Linked DNA regions of Homo sapiens: region 1 is linked to region 2. A link is an interaction called in ENCODE POLR2A ChIA-PET data of the cell type or tissue named here. Cell type or tissue: A673. All regions are shown on one strand.

Region 1 (4,000 bases), 89 kb after region 2:
TGCCACTGCACTCCAGCCTGGGAGACAGCGAGACTCCATCTCAAAAAACAAAAACAAAAACAAACAAACAAAAAACAATAAACAAATACCTCTTCCCTGACAAGTTAGTTTTAGAATCAGCACTAGATAAGGAGTGGGGCAAGTTCGTGTTCTCTAAGAAAAAGGGGCCTAGGGGATAAGAGGGACTAGAGACACTACCTCATGTCAATCTCATTAAAAGTTGTCAGCATTGCACATGTATTCTGGGCCTCCTTCAGACGCTGAGCAATGCGCTGCCGCATCCTGTTCATTTTCTCCTGAAAGTAAGAGTGGAACAAGCATTGACAATCTGATCTCTCTGGGTCAAGCATTCCCCGTGTAGTCAGAAAGAACACGGCTTGCCACGAGTAGATGGCCAAGGACTACAGTATCTAAGTACACGAGCTCCAGGCTTCCCTTTCCTGTGGTGGCCCTTTCTCCTCCAAGCAAAAACATGCAAACACAGGCCAAAACTACTCACTCAGATGTGCCTAAAGCTTGACCAAGAATGAAGGCTCAGAAACAGTGATTTAAAAACCAAAACCCATTTATAAAAGAATGTAGTGTAGTGTAGTCTAGCCAACATAAGAATCATAAGAAAAAGGGCACTTTCTGTTGATAAAGATTTGCATAAGAATAGCTATTTGTGGAACAGAACCTCATGAGCAACAAACTTTCGAGGCTATCATATTTTTAGGAAGTATTCTCAGGCAGAGGAACCACAATCCTGACCATACTTCCTTGAGGCTTTATGTCTGCACCTGACAGCTATTGCTACTGAGTATTATCCCTTAGCTACAGCTAAGTATCCCAGAAGTATAGGAATAGAGCTCACTAAACCACCTCTCTGAAGCGTGTGACATCGTGGGAGGACGGGGGTGAGTTACTAAGCTACCACCCCTACAAATATTTAACTTACCCAAGGCTTTCACTGGTAGCATAATATAGTAGGAAAACCACTGAACAAGTGTTCAGAAGACCTCAGGTTCTAGTCCTATCATTTGATGGTTATGTGACTATGAAGAAGTTATATCCTAAACTCCCTTTATCAAGGTTGAGGGAATGAGCTGCCAGGCATTCAAAGGTAGGCATCACCACACCCATACTCCACTAATCTCAACACTGCCCCCTGCCTCTTTCCTGAAAGTGGTCCTCAGAGGCTTACCCGATGTTCTGAACGCAGACCTTTGCCAGCTCCTGGCTCAGCTAGTGGTGGGGCAACAGTGGGTTTTACTGCAGACACTGAAAATGAAAAGAGGATAAAGCTGCATCAGACAAGGAAAGAAACATCTGCTGAGTTTGTGCCAGTGCTTTCATATGTACTGTTACTTAATCTTCAAGATATTCTGAGGTATATTAGTATCACTCCAACTTCACAGATGAACAATCTGTTCAGATAAATTAAGTGACTAGCCTAAAGACACACAGCTAGTAACAGAAAGCTGAGATGCAAAGCAGGCCTTTGGATACAAAGTCTAGAATTCTTTCTACAAAGCAGCCAACCTGGCCTGTTCAGAACCATCATCAGTCTAGAGTTTACCCTTTGAAGGAACATATTAGACGAGATGTTCTCCCACATGACATGTGGGAGTTGGAAGCCTACCAGGTTTGCCAGAAGGAGGCTGTGAGGGCGAGGGCACCGGTGGCATCTGAGTGGGTATGGGTGCTGCAGGGGGAGGAACTGCCGCTGCTGTAGGTTCTGCTTTTGGGGCTGCAGCAGCAGGAGCTTCAGCCGGCTTGGCCTTAGCAGGAGCAGCTGAAAAACAAGAAAAGTATATGCCACTGGCACTGTCTGAAATGAGAAGCAACCAAGCAAAATTTAGTGGCAAAAACTCTAGCTCCAATCAAGTAACGAATGTCTACTGGGTATCAGCAATATGCAAAGCACTATGAGACACACACACAATGACATAAGGCACTATTCTCTAGTCCTCAGGGTCCCTAAATGTCCATCAGATAACTGGCTCAACTTAGCTCCCTTCCCAATTTCACAGGTTTCCACTGAATAAATTCAGCAAGTACTTTCAAAGCACCTATCAAGCCCAAGAAAATGTAAACTTCCAAGGAAAAAAAAAAACACCTAGGCAATTTAAAATATTGAAATGCATACATAAACATATTTCTAATTACTGATACTCTTCATCCTCTATTTTAACATTATATATGCAAGAATACTATTAAAAAATAGGCTGGGTGCAGTTGCTCACGCCTGTAATCCCAGGATTACAGGCCAAGGGATTACTCCCCTTGGGAGGCCAAGGCAGGCGGATCACAAGGTCAACAGATCAAAACCATCCTGGCCAACATGGTGAAAGCCCGTCCCTACCAAAAATACAAAAATTAGCTGGGCGTGGTGGCATGTGCCCATAGTCCCAGCTACTCGGCAGGCTGAGGCAGGAGAATCACTTGAACTCCGGAGGCGGAGGTTGTAGTGAATCAAGATCAGGCCACTGCACTCCAGCCTGGCGACAGAGTGAAACTCCATCTCAAAAAATAAAATAGTCATCGAGGGTTGACTTAGGCTTAAGAAAGCACTTCATCCAGGATGACTCATAAATCACTGAAGTGGCCAAGTAATAATCTCACAACTTTAAATGAAATGTTTGTTTCTGTTTTTCACCCATCTGGACATTATATCCAGGGTTAGTGCTAAGACAAACTTCTGCAACAGGAGGACTACCTTATTTCCCAGCCTTCTACCATACATGTTTTCTACTCTGAGCTTCTGGTCTTGCCTGACTAACCTCAATCATGCGGTCTATCTGCCTTATTAGTGTAACAGTGAAAAAGAAATAGACTTCTGTGACTCGTTGGTCTACGGGTACGATTCTCGCTTAGGAAAAAGAAATAGACTTTTTAGTGGTTATAAAATTTAACTAAGAGTCAGATAAAGTTATTAATCTCTAATCCTATCAGGTCCAGTACAAATTCGTTTCTCATTTCTTCCCAAAAGAAATACCAACCCTTCCTAGAGATATGAGAGAACAGATGTGAAAAGAAACAACACTGAATTCCCCATAAAAGACAATGAGCATTTCCTTTGAGCATTCTGTCAGTGCTCAAAAAGTTTTGAAGCATTTCAGATTTTGGATTTTCAGTTTTGGAGCATTTCAGATTTTGAATTTTCAGATTAGGTATGCTCAATCTGTATATCTATAAGAAAAGGTCCAGTTTCTCAGCTCCTGCTAAGAAACACCCATGGAAAGAACAGAGTATAAGGTTTATTTTTTAAAAAATACACTTTTCTTTTAGAATTTGACATTTGAAGTTCACACTATATATAAATTTACCCCTTATTCCCTCAACTAAGGGCAGCTGGAATGACAAGAGTCTTTGACATATCGGGGAATTAGCACATTATGCTCAGTCCCAATCCCAAGAGGGAACACTGGAGACCTTGACCACCAGGAGAACTTCTTTACCACCAGTTTTCCTGAGTGTGAAAAGTGGAGTGCCTCCTTCGACTTTTCCCCCATCAGGTACCAAAAGAGCTTCAATCACGCCATTTGCTGGTGATGGAACCTGCACAGATGTCTGGAAGAGGAAGACAGATGGAGGAAGTCCAAATGTTTATCCAGCATTAGAAAATTAGCTGTATAGAATCTCCAATGAAGCCAGGCACAGTGGCTCATGCCTGTAGTCCCAGCATATTGGGATGCCAAGGCAGGCGGATCACTTGAGGTCAGGAGTTCAAGACCAGCCTGGCCAACATGGTGAAACCCCATCTCTACTAAAAACTACAAAAATGTAATCCCAGCTACTTGGGAGGCTGAGGCACGAGAATCGCTTGAACCTGGCAGGTGGAGCCGATATCGTGCCACTGCACTCCAGCCTGGGTGATAGAGCGAAACGTCTCAAAACAACAACAACAACAGCGTATCTCCAGTGAGTAACAAGAGTTGCAACACAATATATAAGGCCTTGCACACAAACATCTAAGGCCATAATTTCAGAGCAAGGGTGATAACAAGTCATCGCTACT
Region 2 (4,000 bases):
TACCCTCTTTAGCCTCCCAAAGTTCTGTGACTACAGGTGTGAGCCACCATGCCTGGCCCTAAACATGATTTTTAGGGCTGCCTTTTCATTCCTCGTAGATGGAATGGCACGTATTTCACCAGTATCCTACTCTTAAATACTGAGATACTTTCTTTGTCTGCTTGGTTTGTTTGTTCACTATTATAAATGGCCCCGAGAAAAACATCTTGGTAGAAATTTTTTGGAGGGCCCTCCTGTGGCCCTGCCTGACTTCTGACGTCTCAGGTGATTTCCCAAGGGAGAACCCCAGGAGTAGAATTGCTCTTCAAAGTGATAAACACTCCCCAGTCTCTTGATAAATATCCCCCCAAACTTTCCAGAAAAATCATGCCCACTGCTCCTCCATGAGCAGGGTAGGAAATCCAGAGGCTTTTCCTTTGCTCACCACACATTCAGCAAATTTCTGAGCATCCATGGGCCTGGCCCTGAGGACCTGGGGTGCTGGGCTGTGCCTCATCTCTCCCTGGAGAAAGGTGGAGAGCTCTACAAACAAGGGTTCAGGGACTCCTGCAGCTCCCTGTCTTAAATCCTTGATGGCCATGGAGCCGAGTGGCTCGGGAGAGAGCCAGCCTGGGCAAGGAAGCAACTAGTGGGGTGGGGGTACAGCATCTCTATCCCAGGTGTGGCTTAAGGCTGGCCTAGGTCCACTCTGCAGACCCCTTAGTGGCTGCCCAGCCAGCCCCATGCAGAGGAGTAGCTATGTAAATGACAGCTGTTGAGGGTTTACTATGGGCCGGGCCCACTGACCCCTCACACAAACCCTGTGCTACAAGTACCTTTATTATCTCCGTTTTGCTGACCAAGGGACCGGGTTCCATTTGGTACTGTGTTTAAGGCACACAGCTGGTGTGCAGTAGAGCTGGGATTCATAATCAGGTCTAACTCCAGAGCTTGTGCTCTAGATGGTTCCCACGTCCTGCTGCTTCTCCCAGGGGCTCTCCTGGCATCCCAAGTCTGGGAGAAGAAAAGGAAGCACTGTGGGCCAGTGATGGTCTGTGGGGTGGGATCAGCTCTGCCCTCTCTGCCCAGCCTTGCTCAGCCCTAGGCCAGAGACCTCTGGCCACAGGGAATGAGGAACACTCCATGTCCCAGAGGGATCTGGCTAGGGCAGGAATGGGGCGACTAGGGCAGGGGCAGCGGGATCCACGCTGCACACAGAAAGCCTGATTGTGTACAGACTGTGTTCTTTGGAAAAACAAGTATCATGAAGTCGTCTTGTTTTGGACAATCTGATGTCCCAGAGACCCAATGCCAAAAAAAAAAAAAAAAAAAAGGGCTGAGGAACTGGAGCCAGCACCGTTGAAGCCTTCAGGTGAAGCTGGCCCTTCAAGGGTGGGGAATGGGAGCTCCCGCAGGCTCCCAAGCTGGAACCCGGTGCTGACGGCTCCTAGGGGTCCAGGCTTTGGGCCGGAGAAATTATTCCACATACAGATGGGAGCAGATCAGAGGAGCTCAGAGTCCTCTCCCGGACCACAGCCTGGAGGGCCACGTGCAGAGGGGCCTCACCACATCCAGGAAGCACCAAGATCCGCCTGAGCCCAAGGAGCAGGCGCAGAGGCAGCCAGGTTGGGGGCCGGCCAGGCCTCAGGCTGTCAGAGCACCCTACAAGGCAGGGAAGGCTGCTCAGCATGAACCCAGGCGGGGAGGGAGATCTTTTTTCCAGAACAAGACTCCCTGTGGGGCGCAGGAAAGAACTCAGTGGGCTCAAGAGTCTGGGACGTGCCTGCCTGACTCCGCTCAGGTCAAGAGGGCAGCCCACTGGCCTGGCCTCACCAGCCAAAGCCAACACAGGAAATGCCAACCAGACCTCAACATCCGGGCACCCAATTTGCTCTGGCTGGCAGGGAGCGTCGGTCTTCCCGGGCTCAGTTGTTGGCAGTGCTAACCAGAGGGAACCATGGCTTTAGTGCTCGCTCAGCGGATGCGGGGTCCCCGGGCATGTCCTCATGGGCTCTCAGCCCCAGGACAGGAGGAGCTGGGCAAACACACAGGAGACCAGCAGGCAGCAGGAGGGAGCCAGGCGTTTCCCTGGACGGCGGCCATCGGGCTGTTGTTGGGATCCAGTTTCAAGCTCCTTCGAGGAGAGCCGCATGGGGTCATCCCCTCCACGACGCCCCAGGAAGGAGACTGATGAGCAGACAGTTGTTAACGCCGCGCCGCCGCCGCCACCGTGGTGATTAAGGCCGCAGTAATTGGCCTCGCAGCCAGGCAGGGGCCGGGCCTGACAGCCGGCAGCCGCCAGGGTCTGCAGAGTAGGGGAGGGGGCGGCCCGTGCTGTAGCTGTGTGCGCTGATGGGATTAGGTTGTGAATTGACACTCAATCCTCCTTAGTGATTTCCTTCCTGGGGCCCCAGCCAGGGCCAGGACTGTGGGGATGGGGGTGGGCTGTGGGCAGAGAGCAGACATCAGCCTTTCCAGGCTCCTTTTAAGCTGGCCACTAGCTGGGGTGGGGGTGCAGGGTCTTCATCCAGGACTAAGCTTGGCCAAAGCCTGCTCTGCAGTCCCTCCGCAACTGCCCAGCCAGCTCCATGTGGAGGATGAGCTTTTCCAGTAGGGACCTTCTTTCCCACATTCCCACTGGTGCTTGGCGCTAGTCAAGCCTTGCGGGTGGCCTCTGTACTCCCAGCATGGAGCCTGGCACAGAGTAAGTTTACTAAGGATATTGGCAAACGGAATGGATGGATGTCCTCTTCCCTGATTGGCCTAAGTGCCTTGTGGGAGAATCTCTGTGACCCCCTCCAAGGTCTGGGTGGTACCTGTGGGAGCATTTTTTTACAATCTCAGGAGTGAAGAGCTCTCCAAAGACCACTAGGTCCCTGGCCCTGCCTCTCCCAAGAGCATCCCTCCAGCCCTCTCTGCTGGGCAGCTGTTCCACACTTCTGAGTTCTCCCCCCTGCATTCGTGCCTGTGTGCATGAGCATGTGTGCGCATGCATGCACCTGGGGATGTGTGCTTACGTCCGCCCAGGAGGGACACTGGCTATTTTCTTCCCCACGCATCCTCCGTGTCCTCTTGGCTTCCCGGGGTCCCTCTCGGAGGTCCTAGGCAGGAAGGAGGAAGGCTGTGTGTCTGGCGTGAAGGCCTGTGGGTCACGAGCTTTCCAGAGCCTTCCTTGTTTACTCTTCAGGCCGAGGCCCAGGCCACATCGGCCTCCCACCTGCTTGTCCCCTCAGGCTCTTCCCTGAGGGAGTGCCCCAGGCTCTCTGTGAGTAAGAGCTGGCTCTTGGCTGCTCTAGGCTATGGCTGGAATAAGGGGCATCCCCTCCACTGCTGGATGTGCTGGAGGCCAGGGCGCTAGAGACGGCAGCAGCCGTGGAGGGAGCACACAGGCCCAGCTGTCAGCCTCAGTAGGCAGGGGCAGAGCCAGCTCCCACTGGTGGTGTTAGGCAAGAAATGCCCCTAAGGCCTGGGGAGACATGTGCATATCCCAGGCACGTTCAGGCTGAAATGCAATCCGTCTTGCCTTCTTGCCAGGTTTGCCTTGAAAACCCCTCCACTGCCAGCTGCTCAGCTCTGCCCAGCCTAGGCCTCCAGGGCCCCAGGCTCCGCTGCCTGAGGAAAACCTGGATCCTTCAGGGAGGAGGGGCACCGCCGCCGCATTCCAAGGAGACCTCACACCCTCCCTCGCCTGCTGCTGCTTCCTTCTTATTCTTCGGCCCCTCTCCCCCATCCCAACCCACCACCCCCCCAGGGCTTTTCTAGCCCTCTGCTCCTCACATCCTCCTGCCCCCAGGGAAGAGGCTGAAAGCTGTGGTAGGATGAGCACGAGGCCTGGCTGTGCAGCCCGGGACAGCCAAGAAACTTCTCTGAGCCTCTGTTTCCTCATCTTTAAAATGGGAGTGACGAATGTCCACACCCTAATTACTGGCCTTGGAAGGATATCAATGATGCATTGCTGAGCGAAAGCAGCAGGATGTAATTCAGAAGGCATTGGAGATGCTCTGGAAAGATAGCCAATAAA

What was found. ChIA-PET counts read pairs that join two places held together with the same protein. Peaks named below come from ENCODE experiments on the same cell type or tissue, not always from the same donor. Only the 100,000 strongest peaks of a DNase experiment are listed, where the experiment ranks them.
Region 1: POLR2A ChIA-PET joins it to region 2 with 9 read pairs; 3 of 35 experiments call an interaction of 5 or more read pairs at or near these places.

What each region holds. Positions count from the first base shown.
Region 1 is chr14:74,890,608-74,894,607 of GRCh38, reverse strand. It overlaps DLST (dihydrolipoamide S-succinyltransferase), which reads right to left. Exons shown (of 15, transcript NM_001933.5): 7 at 3,441-3,552; 8 at 1,622-1,774; 9 at 1,184-1,260; 10 at 199-296. Among named protein-coding and RNA genes, the nearest start is that of DLST, 11 kb to the right of the region's middle. RefSeq lists an enhancer at 1,477-1,626. In A673, no CTCF peak of the experiment used is centred here; no DNase peak of the experiment used is centred here.
Region 2 is chr14:74,979,137-74,983,136 of GRCh38, reverse strand. No RefSeq gene overlaps it. Among named protein-coding and RNA genes, the nearest start is that of EIF2B2, 22 kb to the left of the region's middle. RefSeq lists enhancers at 1,340-1,963, 1,964-2,589, 2,590-3,215. In A673, a CTCF peak has its summit at 3,411; DNase peaks (open chromatin) are centred at 2,086, 2,646 and 3,456; H3K27ac peaks cover 3,424 bases.